Linked DNA regions of Homo sapiens: all the other regions are linked to region 1. Evidence: chromatin contacts called from ENCODE Hi-C or POLR2A ChIA-PET data. All regions are on one chromosome and are shown on one strand. The core of a region is the stretch at or near the end of the contact, and the rest is flanking DNA. Distances in the headings are between cores, read along the strand shown. Region 1 holds the start of LINC00398 (long intergenic non-protein coding RNA 398). Region 2 holds the start of TEX26-AS2 (TEX26 antisense RNA 2). Region 3 overlaps USPL1 (ubiquitin specific peptidase like 1).

Region 1 (3,746 bases), core at 881-3,380:
AAATTAAAGGAAATAGTAAAGAAGTAGTATAGGAAAATGTCACCACTTGGGAAGGCTGGCAGAGAATTTTAAAATCCTCTTTTCCACAAAAGATTACAGGTAACACACATTCATGAGTCCTTTGACCCAATGCAAGGTCACAGAGAGAATGTATCTGACACCTATTTTATTTGTGTTCTGCTCTATTCCAAAAAGGACTTAAGGTGGTTTGAAGAGGAGGAGACATAAAATAAAAGTTAAATATGTACTAAAAGCCTGAGCAAAAAAGAAAGGAAAGAAAAGAGTGGCAACATAAAATAGAGGCTGGAACAAGGTGAGGGAAATTAAAAGCACACCGTGCAGGTTGATATGGTTCCTTCCTGTGGGCCGTGAGTTTGGCTCTAGGAGTTAACTGGGAAAGGGAAACAGATGAATATTAAACATAAAAGCAGATCGATTGCTTAGGAGACCACTATTTTTGGAATCCAGGAATGGTAGGCCTTTCTCCTGCAGGCCTTTCCCCACCATCTGTATAATGTACTAAGCCACAGCCCTAATAGCATAATAGCATCCTGTATCTGATGTGGCCTCAAGCGGTTCAGAATTTGGAACTGTGGATCTGCTTAGGACTTCAGTTTCCTTGTTTCATAATCTGCTCCCGAATACCCCATATCTGGGCATATTCTTATTTGATTCAGGTCTGCTGTGGTCCAGATCTGTAAGACTCTGCCCTGCAAACAGACAGTATAGAAAATATCATCAGTGACCATATTATTTAACCTCCACATTATCACCCACATCCTCATGAGTGTGAGGGTCCAAATGGTACTGATAAGAAAAGTTAGTAAGAGGCAAGGTCACCTGCAGTGTCTGGGGTAACAGACACCACATCTCTGCAAGCCCCAGCCTTCAGCCTGCCAGGTGGAGGGGCAGACTCCATCTGATCTCAGAAAATTTGAGAACCGTCCAGGCACAGTGGCTCACACCTTTAATTCCAGCACTTTGGGAGGCCAAGGCTGGTGAATCACTTGAGGTCAGGAGTTTGAGACGAGCCTGGCCAACATGGCGAAACCCCGTCTCCACTAAAAATACAAAAATTATCCGGGCATGGTGGCACGCACCTGTAGTCACAGCTTCTCGGAGGCTGAGGCAGGAGAATTGCTTGAATCCTGGAAGCGGAAGTTGCAGTGAACTGAAATCATACCACCGCACTCCAGCCTGTGTGACAGAAACAGACTCTGTCTCAAAAAAAAAAAAAAATTGAGAACCTTCCCAGGGCCCACCTACAGTTGACTCTTGAGTAATGAAGGCTTTAGGGGTGCCAATCCCCACACAGTTTAAAATCTATATACAACTTTTGACTCCCCCAAACTGAACTACTAATAGCCTACTGTTGACTGGAAGCCTTATTGATAACATAAATAGTCGATTCACACATATTTTGTATGTTAATGTATTATATACTATATTCTTACAATAAAGTAAGCTAAAGAAAAGAAATTGTTATTTAAAAAATCATAAGGAAGAGAAAGTATATCGACTACTCATTAAGTGGAAGTGGATCGCCATGAAGGCCTTCAGCCTTGTGGTCTTCTGAGTAGGCTGAGGAGGAGGAGGAAGAGGAGGGGTTGGTCCCGCTTCTCAGGGGTGGCAGAGGCAGAAGAAGGTCCACCTCTAACTGGACACACACAGTTCAAACCTGTGTTGTTCAAGGTCAACTGTACACGCCACCGAGACCAGAATGGGTGGTTTGATATTTGTCAGTGGCAACAATTCAATATTCTATCCTTTAGATGTTTTCTCACTCTGGTCACATTTAATGTGTTTAATTGATGCTGTGTGGAAGTTTCTTCACGTTAGAGGATAAATAAGCCATTCCCTTTGATAGGAGCCTGGGGCTTTCCCTGCGAGGAGGGCACTTTGGGAGCAGCCTTCTCATTAGAGGGCAATTAGCCGGGCTCCCGCACCCGGTGCCCTGAGCGGGGCTCCTGAGTAGGCAGGGCAGACGCGCCATCTAGTGGCAGCTCTCAGGACGTCCACACGCCTGCTCCTGCGGGCTCCCGCGCCCTGGGGTGGCAGGCACCGGCATGCTAGAGGTTAACGAGGAGGTTCCCTCCTTCCAGCGTGGATGAGCCTTTCCGTGAGGGTGACCGGAAAGGCGCCTGGGCTGGTGACGGTGTCAAGTGTAGGCAAGAAATACGGCTGATCAAGAAGCGACTTCACCTCCCTCGCACAACACTGAGTCCCTTTGCGGCAGGGGCCCTCCCCGCCGCGAACCCTACTTGGAACCTTGCGCCATGCGATGTCTCTCTCATTCTAGGCCACGGAAGCCCTGGGTCACCCTTTCAGCCTGGTTCTCTCCGGTGGTGCTGGCTTGTTTCTCCTGTCTGTTGGGGTCAGCTGCGTCCAGCCTCGGCTCCTGCAGGATTGCCCGGGCAACCCAGAGGAGATGGGCGGGCGTGGAGGTCCTCCCTGGATGACCCTTCCCACCATTTCAACATCATTAGGAATTTAACAGGCTTTTGCAAGAAGGCCCAGGTACGCATCCCCCCATTTATAGTAGGATTTCCAGGACAAAATGTATTCCACTCTCTAAACAACAAGCAACATGTATACAACCCATTCATAAGGTAAAGATTCCCTTGCCTACACCTAGCTTCTCCTGCCCAAGCATGGCCTTGTCGTTCTCTTCCCCAGGTCAAGTTCAGGACCTAGCAGCTGGGAATGCACATTTTCCAAGTTAAGAGTGGAAGAGTCCCAGCTTGGCTTAGATGGAGTCACATATAGGATTCAGGTTTGCCTTGGCAGGTCTGATGGACCTTGGTGAGGGTCCGCCAGCAGCTGTGCACAGCAGCTGCCCAGGGCCATGCAGCAGGCACCGCACTCCCCTTCCAGGAAGGATTCCAGGCCCAGCTACAAGGAGCGTGGCTACTGACAGCTGTCCACTCACAGCTCGTCAGACTAAGCTTCAGCTTTCAAAAAGGACTGTGCCCTCCTTGGGCTGGCCCAGGCCCACATAAGAGCAAGGCAGTGGCCCAAAGGCCTGGCATTTCTGCCCACCACGGGATTCCTCTCCTGGGTGGTCTGTGCTCCAGAGCTCTCTGTGGGGCTGGCTTACTTCTCCCCTGGCCCCTCCACAGGAGTTACTCAGCTATAGCCCCTCTGCACACATAACTCTATCTGGGAGCCTTTCCCGGAGGATGCAACCTAACTGGTTGGCTCATCCTATAGAAGCCAGTGTCCTTGACTTTTTCAGGTGATGAACCTCTTTTGAGAGGATGCTGATAACTGTAAGCATCTTCCCAGGATTTGCACATGTCCAGTGTTAGAGTGCAGGTCCCCCAAGGCCATCCCACGGGCCTTCACAGGGAGTCGGGTTGAGGACTTCTGACTGAAGGAGGTGGGGAGGAGGCGAAGTCGGGGAATGAGGAAGATGGGGCTGGGGGATAATAACAGGGCTTCCGGCAATGGAGAGGAGGGTTAATTCTCATTTCTGACTCACAGCGCAGCCTCCCATGAGTTCATGGATTCTGTGGGAAAAACCAAAAGCCAATTCCCTCAAGTGCTATGTCAGGCCCTGCAGGCAGGTGGCCGGCGGTGGCCCCATATGGCTCTGGCACAATGAGGGCTTCAGAGAACAGAGCTGCCTCTGCCTGGGGAGTGCCAGTGGCATCAGCAGCAGGGGTGGTGCCCAGTCACCCATGTGGCAGAGGCTGGCTGGGCACCGTCTCCTCTGGGTAACATGGTGCCCACCAAGCCCTGGAAGC
Region 2 (3,746 bases), core at 483-2,982, 170 kb after region 1:
TGCTGTTTGTTCTTTTTAGTTTTACTGATTTTCTTCATTTTCCCCTCTAATGTTAGTTTTGGAAATATACTGTTTTTCATCATACTAGTAGTTTTTATCACACATTGTCATTACTAGATTTGGGTTCCTCTCCCAATATATAAAAATTCCATCATCTCTGTGCTCTCAGGACCTTGTACTTCCCGGTTCTTCCCATGGCTACTGACTGAGAAGATATCCTTTATTTCCTCATTTCACACTGTGCTTTTCACTACATCCCCTGCATGTGCTCTTACGCGTGTGCATGCACACACACACACACACACATACAAACAACTGCCAGCAGGGCTCATGTGGAGAAGGAGCTTGCCCTGTAGGTTTCCCACCAGCAGCAAGAGTTTGTTGTTGTTATTGCCGCTTTGGCTTTCTTTCTTTCTTTCTTTCTTTTTTGAGCCCTTGTTTGGGCCTGTCCTATTTCCTGCTCCTGTTTTGCATCAAGGCAGTCATATCCCAACCATCCCTGCTTTAGACAGGGGTAGTTTTCTATTTATCAGCTAAGCGTCTCCCTGCCCCAACGTCCTTTGCAGATGTGGGTCAATACTTGAGCATTAATCTGCTTTTATGCCTTTCTTAGAGTGCTTAAGACTGTTGCAGTGGCCACCCAGGAGCTTTACGTGGACTCTCTCTTGGTTTAGTGTGTGCAGTGTGGGACTTCCTGACTGTCCTCACAGCATCCATTCCAAAGCAGAGGTCCATACTCCATCAGGGCCTTGAGCCAAATATTAATAAATGAGTAGCCCCTTTGGTCCACAAATATTTATTGAGCACCTCCTACGTGCCAAGCAGGGCTTTAGGGGATGGGGATAATGCACTAGTGAAAGACAGTAATGGAGCTTCGATTCTAGAGGGAGGCACCAAGAGGCTCCTATTTGAAATGAAACTTCAAGAGGAGAAGGAGCCAGCCACATGGAGAGATGGGACAAGACCTTTCCAGGCTTAGAGAACAGCAAGGCAAGGGCCTCAAGATAGGAATGATTTTGGTGTTCTAGGAACTGGAAGAAGGTGGAGTGGTTGACACATACATAGTGAGTTGGCCGGGGACAGGGAAAAGTCACGCAAAAAGAGATCAAGGAAGCAAGAGTCGGATCATGGTGTGAGTGCCATTGTATTTCTGTTAGCATAGACTCTTGTATTCTATGTAACTTTATTTCACAACAGTCAATAAATTTCTATTGATTCAAGTTGTGGATCACCCATGAATGTTGTTTTTATACTATTCGTCTTCTTCTTCTTCAAATTTTGGTAGCAAAGTTTTGTGTAGGACTTGAGTTTTTCACGACTGCAGACGTGTCTGTGCATGCATCTTAAGTTTTTAATGTATCTCTACACCTTGGGCATCCCAAATGGTATCCCTGACCTCCCAAATGATTTTTTAAAAATTCACATACATTGAGGTTCACTCTTTGTGCTATAAAGTTCTATGGGTTATGACAAAAGCATAGTGCCATGTATCCACAATTACAGTATCACACAGGATAGTTTCACTGCCCCAAAAATTCTCTATGCACCACCTGTTCAATGCTCTCCTCCTCCCCTCAAACCCTGATTACTTCTTTGGAGATCATTTTGGTATTCTGGAGGTAGGGTAGCTAAGAAAAGCCAGCATCACCTACCTTGCCCTGGGGCAGACAACATACGGATGAGTATTGCCATCTGTCTGGACACAAAAAGTCCTCTTACCTACAGGGTTCTAGAACTTGTCAGTGACATCACTCTAGAGCAAGATGTTCTACTTGTAAATACAGTATTGAGATGTCATCTTCGACAGACTTTTGCTTTAGGGACGGTGGTAAAGTGAATTATTGGCCCCAATTCTTCATCTCTCTCTGTATCCACACCCCTGGCCATGTAACCTTGCAGTGCCTCCCACTAAAGATGGAATGTATTTCCCCTGACCTTGTATGTGAGCACAGCCATGTGGCTTTCTTTGGCTAATGGGTTGTTAGAAGAAATAAACCTGGGCTGCTCACTGGTCCCAGGAGAAAAATGAGTCACCCCAGCTGACCTGCCCCAATGACTCACAAACTGTGAATGAGAAATAAATGCTCTTTGCTGCATGCCAGAGGCCAATGTAGCAATAGCTGACTGGTACAGGCACAGCATTTATTTAGATGCAACATTCCTGGGACCCTCAAAATGAGAAAAAGCTTTGTAGAATCAGTTCTTTCTCAAAAATATTAAATTCTACCACCGTCAACAAATGTGTGTTTAAAAAGCAATTGCACCCGGGAAGCGGAGCTTGCAGTGAGCCGAGATTGCGCCACTGCAGTCCGCAGTCCGGCCTGGGCGACAGAGCGAGACTCCGTCTCAAAAAAAAAAAAAAAAAAAAAAAAAAAGCAATTGCATTTTAAAGTAAGAGTGTGGTTGAGGTTCTCTTGTATCTTAAAAATGGCAAGGGTGTTTTAAACATTGAACACTTTAAAGATTCTCATGAGGCCAGTAGCCACTGCTTATTTTAATGTGCTAGAAGCTGTGAGTGCTTTAACCTGGTTCATTCTCAGAGAAGATCGGCAAACCCAGATCAGTCATGGACCTGGCATGAGTTAATTACATGGCACTAGAATCTCTATTATTATATTTGTAAGATAGTAGTTTTTCAACAGTTACTAATCCTGCCATTTTTTTTTTCTTGTGATATCCCCCGATGGCTCTTTAATTCTCTTTTTTCTTTCCTGAAAAACTTACCCTTGGTAGGCGATTTCTGGGGTGTTGATTTTTTTCTTGCCGGGAACCCCTGTGGCCACAGCACCTTTGCCCAAATTCTTGTCCTGCATCCAGGAAGAGTGAGGTACACAAGTGAAGAGTGAAGAAGAGTTTTATTTAGTGTTAGAGCAACTCAGAGGAGTGGGTAGCTCCCTTCTGCTGGCAGGTCATCTCTGAGGCTCTCAGTGGACAGGGTACTCTTCTCTGCAGCTGGTCATCCAGTCCCATCATCTCTCTGCTCTCTTTGTCTTCTGGCCATCTTCTGCCCTGCTCTGGTTGAGCCCAGGGCTTTTATGGACCTCAGAAGGAAGGAAATGTATGCCAGTTGGTCCATGGGCGGCCATGGGTGGGCCTGGACTCTTCCAGGCCCATGAGTCCCTACTCCAGTTCACGGGACTGGCAGCCCAGCCCCTAGTCTTCAGGCTCTCCCTGGCCTGAGGGTGGGCCCTTACTGGGGACCCTCTTCCTTCTACCCAGGATTCTGTCAGCCTCCCGCTGGGACTTGGCCCCCAACCCCGCTGGGAGATTGGAGCGGGCCTTGGGAGGAGAGGCCAGGCACTGGGAGCAGACACCCCTAAGCCTGCAGGGACAGGGGTCCTTCCTGGGGCACTCGAGGGTGTAGGCTACAGAGATGCCCAGGTCCTGTGCCTGGGAGGGCAGTGCAGCTGCACCCAGGAGCTCCCGCCCCACCAACTCAGAAGAGGCAGGACTCCCACTTGTCCCCAGCTTCTGCCTGCTTCCTGGAGCAGGAGGCCCAGGTCTGCAGCCGCGAATGAGGCAGCTGCAACTGCACCTCGGAAGGCAGATCCTGCCTGTTCCCGTTTCTCCCAAGAGCACAGGAAGGCTCCGATCCACAGCTGCATTTTGGGCTGCTGTAGCCTCACCCAGTAGGGGGCGCTCCTTCCTGCTCCCTAGAGCAGGAGGCCTGGGTCTGCAGCTGTGGTTTGGGTGGCTGTAGCCACATGGGGAGGTCCTGTCCCAACTCAGAATGGGCAGGGTTCCCC
Region 3 (3,746 bases), core at 767-3,266, 140 kb before region 1:
GAAAAGGCACCAGTTCCCACTCCTACAGGTGGGACTGGCAGCCTGGCCCTCAGCCTTCAGGCCCTCCCTGTTCATGGCTTCCAGGCTTACCCCCCTGCTTTGATCTGAGAGCTGGTGCCAATAGCAGGGAGAAGCCAAGCTGCAGAGGCAAGCACTTCCGAGCCTGCAAAAGCAGGCCCCCAAAAGTGCAGGGATGCCTGAGTCTGCACCCGCACCCAGGAGGGTGGAGATCTTGCCTGCTCCAAGGCTGCAGCCGGAATGATAGCAGGCTGACTGGAGCACCTGCCACCATCATTAGTTCAAGAGTTTATGCAGATTTAAGTTGTATACGGTATATGAATGTGTGACAGTTTTCCTTATGGTTGTGTGGCCTTCTGTAAGAGCCTACGCCTGTTTGTTACACCGGTAGAGTGCTGTGGAATGTAAACTTTCCCTATGTCACTTATCTCCTTTATCTCTCCATACAGAGGAGGGCAAGAAACCTTGTTACTTGAACTTTAGTAATGTTAAGTGATCAATAAATCTATAAATAAATGATAGCAGAAAAAAGTTACCTGTTTTTGTGATGATGTACAAACTTTACATGTTATCACAAATACCATCTTTCTTCCCAAGACATTTACTTCTGTAACCAAAGTGGGACACCATCTAACAGTTCTGTTTTGGGAGAGAGTAATAACCAGTGCTTGTGAGGCTTGTTAGATGTTGGTTGTGATATATGAGATAGATGTTATTTCATTTAGACCTCAACATTCCTGTGCGTGAGATACTTTTATCACATCTTACAGATAAGGAGACTGTACTCATTCAGTTGTGGAGCTGAGATTGAGTAGAGTGGCTATTACAGCAGTTGAGTGCTGAGCTTATCAATATATGTTCCACTCCTCAGGCTTCATTTAAAGTAGGATGCCCAAACAGCACCACTGCCGTAGAGATTTGAGTTAACAGCAGTACTTACTGAGGTTTAAGGCTGGCAGCCAGTGTCCTTGCAGTAAAATTATTTGCTAGGGACTCAGTACTTCATAATCTATTTGTCAGATTTACTCCTAAGCTTCTGTGTTGTTTTATTTTTTTTCTGACAAAAGTAGTGCATATTGTCAAGGAAAAACTAGGAAAATACCAAAAAAAAAGATTTTTGACCATGCATTTTAATACTTAGTGACTACAAACATTTTCCTATTTTATGCATATAGATTTTAAATAAACGTGAGATCCTATTGTATCTGTTTTAATGGATAAACATTGTTTCACTGTTTTAAGATTCTGAGGTGATTTATACTGTCTTGCCATTGTTAATTGCAGCAGTTAGCCTTGTTGATAAATTTTTGCATGGATCCAAGTTTTGTTTTCCAGGAGTGGAGTTGCTTGGTCAAAGGAAATGCACATTTAAGGTTTTTTGGTGATTGCATGACTGACTTCCCTGGGCCCTCGCCAACACTAGGTAGTAGTATTGGGAGGAAGGGGGGAACCAATCCTGGGTGCTCCAAGATTACTAGTGAGCCTGAACATTTTCTATAACTATTGTCCACTTGAGTTGTTGTTTTGTTTTTTTTTTGGTGGAGGCGGGGGTGGGTTTAAGAATTGCTTATCCTTTGCTTGTACTAATTATCTTTTCAACAAATATTTCTAGATTACTGCTAAGGACCAAGCACTGTTATCAGCCTGAGATAAGGCAGCACACTAGAAGGAAATCCTTGCTCCTTTTGAGTTTGCCTTCCAAACATGGAGATCAATATATAATGTTAGGTAGTAATAGGAGATACATGCAGTTGATTCATGTCATTTGTAGTAGTTATGGTCAATAAAGTTGCCTTGAACACTGAATTAGTATAAACTGAAATACTGTTCCTAGGGGAAATAGGTTCCTGCTAGCCTGTGGTCATGAGATTTTTGTCAAACAATCACTATATAACCTTTTCTGTTTCTGTTTAAAGACATGTTATTTGATCTATATGGTTGATTCTTTACATTAACATGGCCAACAGCACTGTAACTCAGCCTGAACGAAGCTTATCTGACACATGGTGTTCTCCATAAGGCACATCATAGCTTTCTGTGCTTAGGAACACTAGACGGCACTTCAGCACTGCACTTGAGGACGTTTTAAACAGTGAAATCAACAAAAAGCACAAAAAAATGCAACAATAGGCTGGGCAAGGTGGCTCACGCCTGTAATCCCATCACTTAGGGAGGCCGAGGCGGGCGGATCACGAGGTCAGGAGATCAAGACCATCCTGGCTAACACGGTGAAACCCCGTCTCTACTAAAAATACAAAGAATTAGCCGGGCGAGGTGGCAGGCGCCTGTAGTCCCAGCTACTCGGGAGGCTGAGGCAAGAGAATGGTGTGAACCTGGGAGGCGGAGCTTGAAGTGAGCCGAGATTGCGCCACTGCACTCCAGCCTGGGCGACAGAGCGAGACTGCGTCTCAAAAAAAAAAAAAAAGGAACAATAACAAAGACACTAGTCCCCCAAAAATACACTTGTTTACAGTGTGAACTGAAAGAGGAAGGTGGAGTATTGACTTGTTTGACCTCAGCTGGAAATGTGCACGTCCTGTGACTCAAATTTTTCTCTGTTCTGTGCATGCATGTCCACGAATAACCACAAGAAGCACTGAAAGCATTGATTTTTAGGGTTACAAATTAATTTTAGCAAGTAAATGAATTCACAAATACGGAATCTGTGAGTAATGAGGACTGATTCTTTTTTTTTTTGGAGATGGAGTTTCACTCTTGTAGCCTAGGCTGGAGTGCAATGGCATGATCTCGGCTCACTGCAACCTCCGCCTCCCGGGTTCAGCCTCCACCTCCCGGGTTCAAGCGATTCTCCTGCCTCAGCCTCCCGAATAGCTGGGATTACAGGCTTGCACCACCATGCCCGGCTAATTTTTGTATTTTTAGTACAGACGGGGTTTCACCATGTTGGCCAGGCTAGCCTCGAACTCCTGACCTCAGGCAATCCACCCACCTCAGCCTCTCAAAGTGCTGGGATTACAGGCGTGAGCCACCGCGCCCGGCCGAGGACTGATTCTTATGTCAGATGGCACTAAATGCTATGGAGAAGAGGAGTGGATGAGAGGGAGAAGTATTTTAGACCAGGTAGACTTGGAAGGTTTCTTGGAGGTGGGTGATGTTTGAGAAGAGGCTTCAATAAAGTTAGGGAGCTCGCCATGTGATTGCAGGAAGAGCGTTCCAGGAGAACAAAAGTCATGAAGAGTGAGTGCTAGGCATGTGTCTGGTCTGTTTGGGCTGCTATAACAAAATACCTTAGACTGGGTAAAATGTATAAATAATAGAAGTGTATTGCTTATAGTTCTAGAAGCTGGGAAGTCCAAGATCAAGGTATCAGCACATTCTGGTGAAAGCTGCTCTGCTTCATGGCTGGTTCTCTCACTGTCCTCACATGGCATAAGAGGGGCACAGAGCCCTCAACCGTCTCTCCAGTGGCCCCATCTCTTAGTACTGTTGGATTGGGGATTTAGACTTCACTAATTTTGGGGGGACACAAACATTGAGACCACAGCAGCATGACTGAGGATAAGCAAGAGGCCAGTGTGGTTGAGCAGAGTGATCAGTGAAGGAGAGTTAGGACATGAGTAAAGAGGCTAGCAGACACCAGATCTCATATGGCTTTGTAGGCCATAGTGAGGACTTTGTTTAAGCTGAGAATAATAGATAACCTCAGGAAAGTTTCAGGCAAGAGGGTAACATGATCTGATCTGGGTTTTAAAAGGATCACTGAAGTG

Evidence for each region. Hi-C counts contacts between places; a loop is a spot of excess contacts on that map. ChIA-PET counts read pairs that join two places held with the same protein, here RNA polymerase II (POLR2A). Pooled maps may share reads with other maps.
Region 2: a map of mammary epithelial cell shows a loop between it and region 1 (10-fold over the local background). The contact joins the promoter of TEX26-AS2 here to the promoter of LINC00398 in region 1. A Hi-C loop is called at or near these places in 3 of 168 maps with a recorded cell type or tissue (IMR-90, ascending aorta and mammary epithelial cell) and 7 of 50 pooled maps. POLR2A ChIA-PET finds 5 or more read pairs at or near these places in 1 of 52 experiments (BJ).
Region 3: a map of CD14-positive monocyte shows a loop between it and region 1 (4-fold over the local background). The contact joins the enhancer-like site here to the promoter of LINC00398 in region 1. A Hi-C loop is called at or near these places in 84 of 168 maps with a recorded cell type or tissue (A673, B cell, CD14-positive monocyte and 52 more), 36 of 37 single-sample maps with no recorded cell type and 45 of 50 pooled maps. POLR2A ChIA-PET finds 5 or more read pairs at or near these places in 11 of 52 experiments (A673, AG04450, GM12878 and 7 more).

The regions. Positions count from the first base shown.
Region 1 is chr13:30,801,076-30,804,821 of GRCh38, forward strand. LINC00398 (long intergenic non-protein coding RNA 398) reads left to right here and starts at 2,131. Exons shown (of 2, transcript NR_047012.1): 1 at 2,131-2,517. RefSeq lists a silencer at 1,906-2,025.
Region 2 is chr13:30,975,908-30,979,653 of GRCh38, forward strand. It overlaps TEX26-AS2 (TEX26 antisense RNA 2), which reads right to left and starts at 1,733. Exons shown (of 3, transcript XR_941820.3): 1 at 1,653-1,733.
Region 3 is chr13:30,660,218-30,663,963 of GRCh38, forward strand. USPL1 (ubiquitin specific peptidase like 1) reads left to right here. Exons shown (of 9, transcript NM_005800.5): 9 at 1-549. Among named protein-coding and RNA genes, the nearest start is that of TRN-GTT2-4, 12 kb to the right of the region's middle. Within about 2 kb of position 2,017, at least 5 of the 41 ENCODE cell types and tissues checked have a DNase peak (open chromatin) inside an H3K27ac peak, as active enhancers do; they include B cell, CD14-positive monocyte and OCI-LY7, where a contact is called at or near this core.